Regions from separate parts of the Homo sapiens genome. Here all the other regions are linked to region 3. The links are chromatin contacts, found by Hi-C or POLR2A ChIA-PET in ENCODE. All regions are on one chromosome and are shown on one strand. Each heading gives the region's core, a stretch centred on a gene start or an enhancer-like site at or near the end of the contact. The rest is flanking DNA. Distances are from core to core; before and after follow the strand shown. Region 1 overlaps SLC6A6 (solute carrier family 6 member 6). Region 2 has its middle 35 kb from the start of TIMP4. Region 3 holds the start of NUP210 (nucleoporin 210). Region 4 holds the start of MRPS25 (mitochondrial ribosomal protein S25).

Region 1 (2,734 bases), core at 106-2,605, 1.0 Mb after region 3:
ACCTGTAATCCCAGCTATTCAGGAGGCTGAGAAACGAGAATCTCTTGGACCCAGGTGGCGGAGGTTGCAGAGAGCTGAGATCGCACCCTGCACTCCAGCTTGGGCAACAGAGCTAGACTCTGTCTCAAAAAAAAAAAAAAAAAAAAAAAAAAGTCATAAGTACCTGCAGGGAAAAACCCAACATGGGCCCTTAAGTTCCCTTTCAGAGTAGAAGGGAAGGGTTGGTGGTCAGGGACAATCCAGGGCTTTTAGCCAAAAGCGTTGAGCCCTCACTGGGGCAGCACAAAACTTGGGATAAATCCAGGTTCTAACTCTGGCCTTGGGGGCCCCGTCCCCTCTTCCTCTCTGCCACACTCTGGCTTTCTGTTTCTTCACTATGTGCACCATGGCCCTCTTTACACCTGCTGTTCTCTGCTCTTAGAACAGTGTTCCCCCAGTTCTTTGCCCCCAGTTCTTTGCCTCAGCTTCAGTGTGGCTAAAAGCTTGTTCCCTAGAGCCGAGCTTCTGGGTTTGAATCCAGCTGTATGACCCTGGGCAAGTGGCTTTACTTCTCTGGGCCTCTTTCCATCATCCGGGCTGGTGAGGAGTAAGTGAGTGAGTTGGTGTCTGGAAAGGGCTTGGCACAGGGCCTGCCCACAGTGAGTCCTCAGCGAGCTGCTGTTGTTATGAAATGTCACCTCCGCAGAGGGGCCTACTTTGTTGTTTTCTGTGTGCTGGGCACTGTCATAAATAATTGCTCATTTATGTGTTTAGTGTCTATCTCCCCTTCTGCAGGTCAGCTTGGTAGGGCTCACCCACTGTCTCCAGTTCCTAGAGCAGTGCCTGGCACATAGTAGGGTGAGTTAACAGCCACTGCTTGCCAAAGCCACTCAAACCTTTGTTCTAACCCTGGACCTCTGAGATGCAGAGGGGAAGTGACTTGGCCTGCATGACCCAGCTTTCTGACCTCGCCCACTGCCCTTTCCCCGACTTAGCTGCTTGGGCTCTGCTGTGGGGCACCTCCGTTTGGAGTATGGTGTGTGCCTCAAACACCTTCATCTGGGGCAGCGCCAGCCACCCTGCCTCATCCTGGCCCTTCTCAGGCCATCCTGCCACCGGGAGCCTGCCGTGCCTCCACCCCTCCCCCTGCAACTGGCACGGTGGCACTCTCCTTGCTGCCTCTCCTCTGCTGCCAGACTGTGGTTCTCTGGGGCTTTGGGCCAGGTCCTGCCACTTCCAAGGAGATGATAAAACAGTTTGGACCCAGTCCCCAGACCTTATGTTCACCTGCCAATGTTTTTATGAGGGGAAGGTGACAAGTTGGCTGTCTATTAGACTCATACCGTGTCTCGCCACCCCCGGCGTTGTTCCAGAGGCTTGTTCTTTGCAAAACCTGCTCACTGTCATCCACTCTTCCCCAGCAAACCACAGACTAAGAAGAACTACGTGGTCTGGCTGGTCCCCATCCAGAGGTCACCTTGCCCCAGGGTGGCACCAAGGTCATGGAGTTGGGACGTGGGTGCAAATCCTGGCCCACTGTCCTGTAGCTGTGGGACCTGGGATAAGGCTTCCCCCTTCTCTGAGCCTCAGTCTCCTGATCTGTGAAAGGCAAGGCTGATGAGGCCGGGGGTGAGGTAGAGGCTTTTCTGCAGGGCTTAGTGTGATCCAGGCAGGAGGCTTCTAGCGGAGGTCGGGGGTCTCTGAGGGTAGACCCGTACTTTGGTGGGGTGGAGGTTGCAGTTAAATCAGGAGAGGGGAGGACCTCACCCGAGGATGCTGAACCCCAGGTAGATAACAAGCCCCTGTCCCAGAGACGGCATGCTGAAACGATTTCCTCAACAGAATTCACTTTCACTACGACCAGAATATTTTTGCTCATTGTTTCGGCTTTGTTCCGGGCAAAACAATGCCTGGCTTCCTGGATGACCTCACCGGGACAAGCCATCAGGGCTGTAGGCCAGCCTGGTCAGCATCTCCGCACGAGCCCATTCTTCCCTTTGCCACGGCCACCTTAGGTGACCTGGGGGCAATAGTGTGACCAAAGAGAGCAGACTGGCCACAGGCTGAGTCTGGCCCCCTCTGTGTTTGTGTTTGACCCAGGTGGTGGTTTAGAAACTGAAAAATGTGTGTGTGCATATAAACCAGATTTCAACATCTCTTGAGAAGCTGGAGGATCCAGCCCCAGTGGGCACCAGTCCCGAAGGCACCTGCAGTAGTGGGAGCTAAGGAGAGCTGCCTGTGAGAGTCCAGACTCCTCCTGTCCCCTGGTTCCCACTCTTCCCTGCGACCTCCCCACCCCAGTGGACTCCTGTCCTTTGCCCACCAGGCCTCTGGAGGCTTTGGAGCTCGCCACGCTTGAGTTAGCCTTTCCTTGGGAGCAGATAACCAACAGATACAGACCTCATGATACAATTCAATGATTCAATCTCTTAAAGGTGTACTTTTAAAATATATATAAAAGAGAAAAAGAAAGGCTTTGATTAATTTCCACTTAAAACAGCTACTCCACTTAGAGTGATGGAAAGAGCTTCTACTTTATTATTATTATTTTTTCATCTTTTTAGAAACAGGGTCTTGCTCTGTCACCCAGCCTGGAGTGAGGTGGCATGATCACAACTCACTGCAGCCTCCAACTCCCGGGTGCAAGTGATCCTCCTACCGCAGCCTCCTGAGTAGCTGGGACTGCAGGCGCACGTGACCACACCTGGCTAATTTTTTTTTAACTTTTTGTACAGACAGGGTCCAAATGTGTTGC
Region 2 (2,700 bases), core at 153-2,652, 1.2 Mb before region 3:
CTTTCTTACTCATTCTCTGTTTTCACAGTTCAAGGATTGAGCACCGTACCCTCTTCTTACACTTAGAAAACAGGAAGTAGAACCTCCCATTGAGTGACCCCTGGGGGGTGAGAGCCCTCCTCCCACAACACACATAACTAAGGAACAAACCAACCAAACCAATGCGTGGGGTACCTGGGCGCAAGGCAATTGACCTTTAGAGTTCCTTCTGTTTCCAGCTGTAGGGGAGGCAGATGTCCTCTTAACGTTCTGTGGCTGGGCCTGAAAATTAAGCATACATAAGACAGATGAACAGGACAAACGTATACACATTTTATTTAATATTTTTATGCGTACGTGGGAATCTTCATAAGGAAAATGAAGACCCAAGCTGTTAAGCCCAAAACTTGTATACCATTTTAAACAAAGAATGATAAATTGTGACGATATGACAAAACAAAGGCGTCTGGGCTAGTCAGCCAGTAAATTGTGGGAAAGTAGGAAATATATGGGAGAAACTAATGGGAGAGAAGGGTTACAAGTTTTAGTAAGGTTTTGTCTGTGGAGATTCATCTCAGTGTCAACTCCCTGTCTCTGGTGATAAGAATGTTTGTTCCCTTCTTCCTTCTGGGGGAGAGGCACCCTTCCCACAAGAAGTTTTAGTCCTGCTTCAGACAGGAAGGGGGAAGTCGGAAAACCTTTCCTGCATCTGTTGTTGTTCTGTTGCCTTCAGCTCAACATAAACAATATGCCAAAGTGGCATATTTTGAGGTAGCATACTCTGACCCCCTTCACAAACCAAGAGTCTGCCACTAGCCATTGCTTCTATCCCCGATTCCAAATATGTTTTAAGAGAAGTCATTCATTTAGTCAAAACATTTATTGAGCACTTACGATAAACATAAACATTGTGATGGATTCATAGGAATATTTGCTGACACTTCCATAGTCAGGCACTATTCTAAATACTTAATGCTCATCAACTTATGTGTTCCTTATAATAAGCCTATATGGTAGGTGCTGTTATTATTTTATAAATGAGAAATGGAGGCACATCAAGGTCAATAACTCACTCAGGGTCACTCAGCTGGGCAAGTGGCAGAGCTGGGATTTGAACCAACCTAAGCAGTGCAGCAGCAGAACTCATGGCCTGAGCTACTTTGCCATATTACTTTTATTTAATCTAGCAAAGTCAACAAGACAATTGTATTAAATTTTACACAGTGTGATAAGAGGTGCACACAAAAATTTACAGCATATCCACCTCTTTACATTCTCTCTCCATCCCCTGACCCCAGGGAAAGAAGGACTGGGAGAAAGTTAGGACATCTGTGACCAGTGTTGACCCCTTGTCCTAAAACCATGAGTAACATACACAATGTTTCTTATTCTGATAGAATATAATTCTGGTTCTTAAAAAATTACTCATTCTTCCACATGTGATGTCAGACCAAAAACCACAAGTGGCTTATTTAGAAAATGAGTCAGCCTGGAAATGCTGCAGTGACAAAAAGGAGAGGCATTTACCATAGGTCAGGCAGCACCCTGGTCTGAAGGACATATGGATTCTCTCCAGCCCTTAGTAATGGGGTGGGGCTGGGGGTGGGGAAGTTCCATTCAGAAACAGCCTTCTTGCTACTTAAAAAAGACAGCCCCAGAGACTGGGAAGTTGGCTATTCAACAACCATCAATAAATATTCAGTGAATACTGTGATAAAAATTATCTACAGCTAAGATCTCTGAAAGATTGGTTGCAGTCTTCTACAGATCTTGAAGCCTTGTCTGTAGGCCAGCTTTGACCACTGTGCAACCACCTCTGCAGTTTATGGGGATTCCCTACCTATGTCTTCACCCCAGATTAGTAAAGGTAGAAAGCCTCATCCCTGCCCACATGGAACTCATCATCATCTTGGGTCAAGATAAATTAATTCTGTATTTTATTGATTTGTTCACAACCCCTTATTTTATTTAGCGCCATAAATTTTATGAGAGGAATATAAAAATGAATTAAGCAAGGATTCGGCCCTTACAAAGTTTATAGCCCAGTAGGGAAGATGTGTAAATATAAAGAAGAAAATGTAATGCATTAAGTCAAATGCAGTCAAAATGTTAGTTTGGAAAAAAAAAATAAGCTTGATAGGTATTGGTGAGGATATGAGAAGCAGAAGGAAGTCTTACACGTTGCTAATGGGGGTGCATGTTGGTACTGCCATTTCAGGGAACAATTTGGCAATCATGCGTAAACCCTATGACTCAGCAATTCCATTTCTGAACATTTACTCTAGAGAATCTCTTGCACATGTACATAAGAAACCAAGTAAAAGAATATTGGTCACAGCACTCTTTGTGCAAAGACTGGAAATAACCACCTCTCGTGGGGAATTAAAATATATGGTTTATTCATAAATTGGAATACTGTGTAGGAGTTAAATAAAATATATGAGGAATGCAGATGAGTTCAGGTAAGATATGAAAGGAGAATGAATAAGATGAGCCAGGCAAGTGTAAAATGGACCACAAGCAGCATATGCTGTTGCAGTGGGGCAAGCTTCTAGCTCAGGAGCTCAGAGAAGACCGCACCCTGGAGGTGAGCTGTGCACAGCCCACAGGACAGGAGGCACGCCACCTGCCGGGACTGGGCTGGGTGCACAGAATTCAGTCACTGAGTTTTACAGCTGGAAGTTGCATCTAGTTGCATCAAGGCCCAGGCAACTTAAGGAG
Region 3 (3,038 bases), core at 228-2,727:
GCTACGAGGCGGGAGAATCGCTTGAACCCGGGAGGTGGAGGTTGCAGTGAGCCGAAATCGCACCACTGCACGTCAGCATGGACGACAAAGCAAAACTCCGTCTCAAAAAAAAAAAAAAAAAAAAAAAAAGAAAGAAAGAAATAGGGCAAATAGTGCAAGCAACAGAGAAAGCTGGCTGGTCTGAGCTTCGGGCATCACACTTACATACACGCACAGACTAATACTCAAACAGGCTTGACACACACATGTCCAGGCTTACACACATGGCTGTCACGTGGTCACACCCCGTTCTGCCTCAACCTTGACCCAGTCTTGAAACAGAAATAAAGGGAGCAACTACTGAGCATCCTGGGGGTGGGAAGGGCGGAAGCCCATCTTTTCACCCCTAGGACGGCTGGGCTGGGAAGCTAAGGGCGCTCAGTCGTGCCCACGCAGCCTTGCCAGGGGCAGGAGCTCCATTTCCCCTGGTCTGCAAAATGGAAGGGCTGGACTGCACCGCCCTGTCAGTGTCGGTCTCTGGTTTCATGGGTCCCTGTGGTTCCACAGGGTCACACTCCGCATCCGACCCCTTGGAGAACTCCCAACCCGAGAGGGAGGGTGATGGAAATGCCCTGAGCATCAGGACCCGCGCCGAGGCAGCCTGAGGGGAAGCGCCGGCCTGCCTCGTCTCACTTCGCCTCTGTAAAGCGGCCCCTGGGCTTCCCTCCAAAACTCCTTTCCTCCAGGGTCTCCGTTCCTCCCCGCGACGCTAGGCGCTGCGCTTCGTTTCACAGACTCACTTCCCACGCCAGGGCGAGGGCGGTCACAGACAAACCCGAGCTGGGGTCCCAGACTCAAGGGAAGTGCGGCCCAGCTGCCCCGGCGCCCCCTCCCGGGTCAGGCCGGCTCGGGCCCGGCCGGCTTGGGCCCTGCGGTCCCAGACGCCGCTCCCCAGGCCACCCCTCCTCCCGCACAACCCAGAACACGCGGGTCACGGCCGCCAGGCTGCGCCCGCTCTGCTCGCGCCTCAGCGGCGCGGAGGCCCGGACGGCGCCATGACATGAGCAGTGGTGGCGACCCACGCGCACCCGCCGCTCCGAGTGCTGCAGCCTAGCGCCCAGCGAGAGCGCGCCGCGCACCTGCCGGCTCTGCCGGCCTCCCGGCGCCCGCCCAGCCTCTCAGCGCGAAGGCCCAGCCCGGCCCACGGCGCCCGCCCGGCCCGGCCGCGCGCCTCACCAGCGGTAGCAGCCCTCCGAGGCCTCCAGCGTGAAGTTAACGCGCGTGGCCCGCGTGAAGGGCAGCAGCACTTTGGGGATGTTGAGCTTGGCCGCAGCGGCGGAGGGGCCCGCCGCCAACAGCACCGACAGCGTCAGCAGCAGCAGCCCCCGGCCCCGCGCCGCCATCCTCGCCGCGCGTCACCTCCCGCGACCCTGCGCCCGGCCGCCCGCGCCGCCCCGTTGCCCTCCGCTCCCGCCCGCGCGCGCGCCAGGCCAGCAGGTGATGAGCGCGGGGGCGGGGCGAGGGCCGTCGGCGGCCGCCGCTTCCTGGGCCTGAGCGCGGGAACTCTGGGGGCCGAGCTCGCGGCGACCCCACCCCCAGCCCGGCCCTCGCGCAGGGACGCGGGGCTGGGGGATGGGCGCGCGCCCGGGCCCCCGGAGCTGAGGGAGAAGGCTTGGGGCGCGCCCGCGGGGACCCCTGGACCCTAGAAGTCCCAAGGGGGAGCCCCCGGGGCGCCCCGCAGCACGCATCCCGCCCTGGTATTTGCCCCTGGCGGTGGAGCCAAGCCGCCGGCTTTGGACCTTGCGCTCTGGCCCGGACCCACGGTCAGCAAGGAAGGGACACATGCCCCAGGACATTTGGGATGCAGAAAACCGGCGCCTGCCTTGTCCCAGCCCATGCTTCCCAGAAGAGGGACCCCGGGCTCGCAAAGGGAAGCCACCTGCTGAAGCGCTGAAGGCCCGGGGCCCGCTCCCCCTCGACCCCCTCACACCCTTTCCAGAGAGGCCTTAAGATTCCCATTTCTCCAGGAAAAAACCGGTTGAATGGCCCCCAGATCACTCAGCCAGAGAGCCCCAAGCTCTTGTCCTCCGCACTGCACCCCCTGCGGAAGCCATTAGAGGTTACCTATAGGTCATTTAGGGCGCCAACGCTGCCAGAGCACAACCCCCTCCACGGCCCCCACACCCACAAAAGAAAGTTTAGCACCGCGGAATCCACCTGCACACCAATGGAAGGCCTTAGATTCCGCGCTGTGCTCTGTGGCTTTTAGCTGTCTGTCGTGAATTGCATGAAGGCATGCGTCAGCAGGCACCTGACTGCTTGGTGCCGCTAAAATATGAATCTAGCCTTGCAGAGAAGGCCCAGCCTAGCGGGAGGTCAGGAAAGGGTGGGGTGAGGGTGCACTGGCCGGCTGTCTGAGGAGTGCAGGAAGTGGATGCTGACTGTAACCAGGAAGACACACAACGATGCCACTGGGTGACCAGGAAGGAGAGGATAAATGTCAGTAAGGCTAGGAAGGCTTTTTGGAGGCGGCGGCCCCTGGGTTGGGCATAGACACCGCACTGGGCTTCAGCGAGGCCCGCATAGGCTGAGCCTGCCCCTCAGGGATCATGGGGCTTTTGGATGGTGATGCGGGGTGTTTGGGGTCACCCTCGAAGCCTGAGGGCCCTAGACCAGGGAATGTGTGTGTTGGGGGAAATCTCTGGAGATAACCAGAACTAAGGGGGTGAGGGTCGGCCCTGTGTGGAACCAGGTGCTCTGGGAGGGGAATTCCAACGGGCTCCCTTTGAAGAAACAAAAAACAGACTTGCGCGGAAAAGGCAGCCTCAGAGGGTATTTGTGAGGAAGTCTGTGGGTGTCTTCTGGGTTGCACAAGATTGATTTGTTTTCCAACAGGTAATCCAGACAGATGGTTGAAACTTAGGCTCAAAAGGGTTCCAAGTGAAAGTGATTCCTCTCCCTCCCCATCACCCAATACCCTTCCCTACAGGCAATGAGTGTTTCCCACTTGAGTATACATCCAGAGAAATTTTATGCATAAACAAGCATATATATATATA
Region 4 (2,959 bases), core at 90-2,589, 1.6 Mb after region 3:
TTCCAGGCAAGCAGGTCCAAGTTATCAGATTCACCTGCGCAGAGCAAATGGCTAGGAAGCGGCTTCCGGATCTCTTGAAGGGCCATGCAGTGAAGGTCCGTCACCAAGGGGACCATGCCCCACAAGAAGTTGCTCCCCGCCCCCACGCCTCATTTTGATCCAACATACACCCAAGTCCCAAAGTTTCTGCGGGCTAAGGCTGCCTCCTCCATCACTGCTGAACTCCCAGCACACAGCACACAGCCTAGCACTCAGAGTGTACTCAATAAATGTAGACTTCATACCTGCAGAGCCTAAGGCACTGCTTAGGGCTGCCTCAGGGTCAATCCAAACCTTTCACTTGCCAACTGCCATTCAATGAGTCCCTACTCTGCTCCAAGCTGAAAGACATCCTAGGCGTTCCCTACAGTTCCTTCTAGTCGGGGTAGGGTCTGCCGCTGCACAGCTGACATAATTAATCACTTCCTTCCAAACCTTGAGTCCCGAAGGAAGCGGCCACACTGCCCGGCTCACCGCTCACCGGCTGGCATGGTGTCTCGTGGAGCTGCAAGTTACTTAACCTCTCTGTGCGCTTCCCCAGCCTTAGAGTGGGGATAAGCTGGGGTTTCTCTAGGCATCAGAAAAAAGAAAGCGCGAGAAGCATTCAGAACTGTGCGAGATATGATCAGTGTTCGCCGCTGTTATTTCTCTCATTTTATCCTCAGATTCGTCCTGGGGTGTCACCCCCGTCACCCCGAAAGGATCTGCGGCTGCCCCTCCCCAGCGCTTGCCTTGCTGGCCAGAGGGGCCAAGGGAACTGGTGGCCTCCCTCGGGTCAGCCTCGCCCACCGCGCCGGAGGAAGGAGATCCAGGAGTGGGGTTCTTGTCCTCCGCCCCCCAAACCTCGTCACGACTGCAGCCGGCCCGGCGGGGGCCCCGCCGTCCGCCTCAGTCTGGACCTCTGTAAAATGGGGGTAACAGCGCCGACCTGGGGGGCCCGCCCCGGGGATGAACGGCCGCCCAGAGCGACTCGGGACCTCACGTTACCAGCAGGCTGGCACGACTAGCAGGTTACGGCTCGCCAGGCGGCCGGGGCTGCGACTGACCTGGCGCCCTCGCCCAGCTCCCCATGCGTGTTGTAATTCACTGTCATGACCTTCACGGAGTCCTTGAACACCACGTTCCCCTGGCTCAGATATTGCAGGGTGCGGCGGATGGGGAAGCGGCCCTTCATGGGCATGGCGGCAACGGTGGCGGGGCCGACCCCACGGGCCGCGAGCCGAGCAGCGACGAGAAAGGACTAGCTAGCACCCGCGCGGATCTCACGCGGCTTCTCCCCAGAGCCAGGTTCCACTTCCCGCGCAGACGCACAGGAGACGCTTCCCGGCGGGCAGCGCACGCCGCGGAGCACTCTGGGACTTGTAGGCGGCCTTCGACCCGGCGCGGCGAGAACCGGTGTGTGCAGCTTCGCTTTAGGACGCCTTCCCCTTGGAAGGTTTAGGTTGTCGCGTCCTGTAAATTAGTCATTTCCCCATCCACCCACGGGAAAATATTTTTACATAGGCTAAAAGTCAGACATTGCAATAAGAAATAATCAGGAAAGCTCAGTTTGGATACCAAGTCAGCTGATAACGTCCTATTGAACGTATTGTCCATTTTTCTCCCCAAACATCTCCAGTTTTATCATGAAGAGTTCAAACTGCACTTTCTGACGTTGACTTAAACTTCTTAGCAAAAGAAAAAAAGATGGTTTGGGATCAATTCCTTCCTAAATTCAGCCACTTAACTCAGGACCTCAATTTTTTCGTAAACAAACTATGGGTGAGATGTATTTCTAGGGCCAGGCGCGGTGGCTCCCGCCTGTAAACCCAGCCTTTGGGGAAGCCGAGGCGGAAGGATCGCTTGAGGTCAGGAATTCGAGACCAGCCTGCCCAACATGGCGAAACCCCGTCTCTACTGAAAATACAAAAATTAGCCTGGTGTGGTGGCAGCACCTGTGGTCCCAGCTACTCAGAAGACTGAGGTGGGAGGATCGCTCGAACCCGGGAAGTTGCAGTGAGCCGAGATCGCGCCACTGCACTCCAGCCTGGGCGACAGAGCAAGACTCCCTCTCAAAAAAAAAAAAGATACATTTCTGAAGTACTCTTGATCTGAAAGGTATTTCTCCTTCTCTTTTGAAGAGTGATTTTGCCAGATTTAGAATTCTAGGTTAGTGTTTTTCCTTTCCCTCCCTCCCTTCTGGAGTGCAATGGTGCTATCTTGGCTCACCGCAACCTCCGCCTCCCAGGTTCAAGTGATTCTCCTGCCTCAGCCTCCCGAGTAGCCGGACTTACAGGCATGCGCCACTACACCCAGCTAATTTTGTATTGTCAGTAGAGACGGGGATTCTCCATGTTGGTCAGGCTGGTATCAAACTCCTGACCTCAGATGATCCGCCCGTCTCAGCTTCCCAAAGTGCTGGGATTACAGGCGTGAGCCACTGCGCCTGGCCCTGGTGTTTTTCTTTCAACAATTTAAATAGTTCACTCCACTCTTTTTTTGCTTGCATGGTTTCAAACAAGTAATTAAATGCAATTACATTTATAGGTATGATGGCTTTTTCCTTTAGCTTCTTTCAAATTTTCTCTTGGTGTTTGGTTTACGGGGTTAGAATAAGGTAATGCAGATCTGTAGATGTTTTGTATTTGTCCTGCTTGGAGTCCTCTGAGCCTCCTGGATCTGTGATTTCATGTCTGTCATTAATTTTGTAAAGTTCTTAGCCATTTATTAGTTCAGGTATTTATTCTTCACTCTTTTCTCTTTCTAGTATTCAAGTTAAATGCATTTTATGTCTTCTGGAATTGCCTCATAGTTCTCGAATGTTCTGGCGGGGTGATGGAGGTTCTCTTTGCATTTTAGTGGGGAAGTTTCTGTTGACCTATCTTCAAATTCATTTAATCTTTGGTTATGGACAGTCTACTGATAAGCCCATTAAGGCATT

The links. Hi-C counts contacts between places; a loop is a spot of excess contacts on that map. ChIA-PET counts read pairs that join two places held with the same protein, here RNA polymerase II (POLR2A). Pooled maps may share reads with other maps.
Region 1: a loop to region 3 is called in a map of CD8-positive, alpha-beta T cell, with 7 times the contacts of the local background. The contact joins the enhancer-like site here to the promoter of NUP210 in region 3. A Hi-C loop is called at or near these places in 3 of 168 maps with a recorded cell type or tissue (CD8-positive, alpha-beta T cell and GM12878), 5 of 37 single-sample maps with no recorded cell type and 11 of 50 pooled maps. POLR2A ChIA-PET finds 5 or more read pairs at or near these places in 1 of 52 experiments (activated T-cell).
Region 2: a loop to region 3 is called in a pooled map, with 6 times the contacts of the local background. The contact joins the enhancer-like site here to the promoter of NUP210 in region 3. A Hi-C loop is called at or near these places in 2 of 37 single-sample maps with no recorded cell type and 5 of 50 pooled maps.
Region 4: a loop to region 3 is called in a map of naive thymus-derived CD4-positive, alpha-beta T cell, with 6 times the contacts of the local background. The contact joins the promoter of MRPS25 here to the promoter of NUP210 in region 3. A Hi-C loop is called at or near these places in 1 of 168 maps with a recorded cell type or tissue (naive thymus-derived CD4-positive, alpha-beta T cell) and 6 of 50 pooled maps. POLR2A ChIA-PET finds 5 or more read pairs at or near these places in 1 of 52 experiments (naive thymus-derived CD8-positive, alpha-beta T cell).

The regions. Positions count from the first base shown.
Region 1 is chr3:14,433,677-14,436,410 of GRCh38, forward strand. All of the region lies in intron 2 of SLC6A6 (solute carrier family 6 member 6), which reads left to right. Among named protein-coding and RNA genes, the nearest start is that of SLC6A6, 32 kb to the left of the region's middle. RefSeq lists enhancers at 923-1,834, 1,835-2,734. Within about 2 kb of position 1,356, at least 14 of the 41 ENCODE cell types and tissues checked have a DNase peak (open chromatin) inside an H3K27ac peak, as active enhancers do.
Region 2 is chr3:12,192,194-12,194,893 of GRCh38, forward strand. No RefSeq gene overlaps it. Among named protein-coding and RNA genes, the nearest start is that of TIMP4, 35 kb to the left of the region's middle. RefSeq lists an enhancer at 2,648-2,697. Within about 2 kb of position 1,403, at least 13 of the 41 ENCODE cell types and tissues checked have a DNase peak (open chromatin) inside an H3K27ac peak, as active enhancers do.
Region 3 is chr3:13,418,845-13,421,882 of GRCh38, forward strand. NUP210 (nucleoporin 210) reads right to left here and starts at 1,478. Exons shown (of 40, transcript NM_024923.4): 1 at 1,216-1,478. The coding sequence starts at 1,382. RefSeq lists silencers at 693-1,262, 1,313-1,712.
Region 4 is chr3:15,063,976-15,066,934 of GRCh38, forward strand. MRPS25 (mitochondrial ribosomal protein S25) reads right to left here and starts at 1,340. Exons shown (of 4, transcript NM_022497.5): 1 at 1,086-1,340. The coding sequence starts at 1,219. RefSeq lists an enhancer at 1,320-1,499.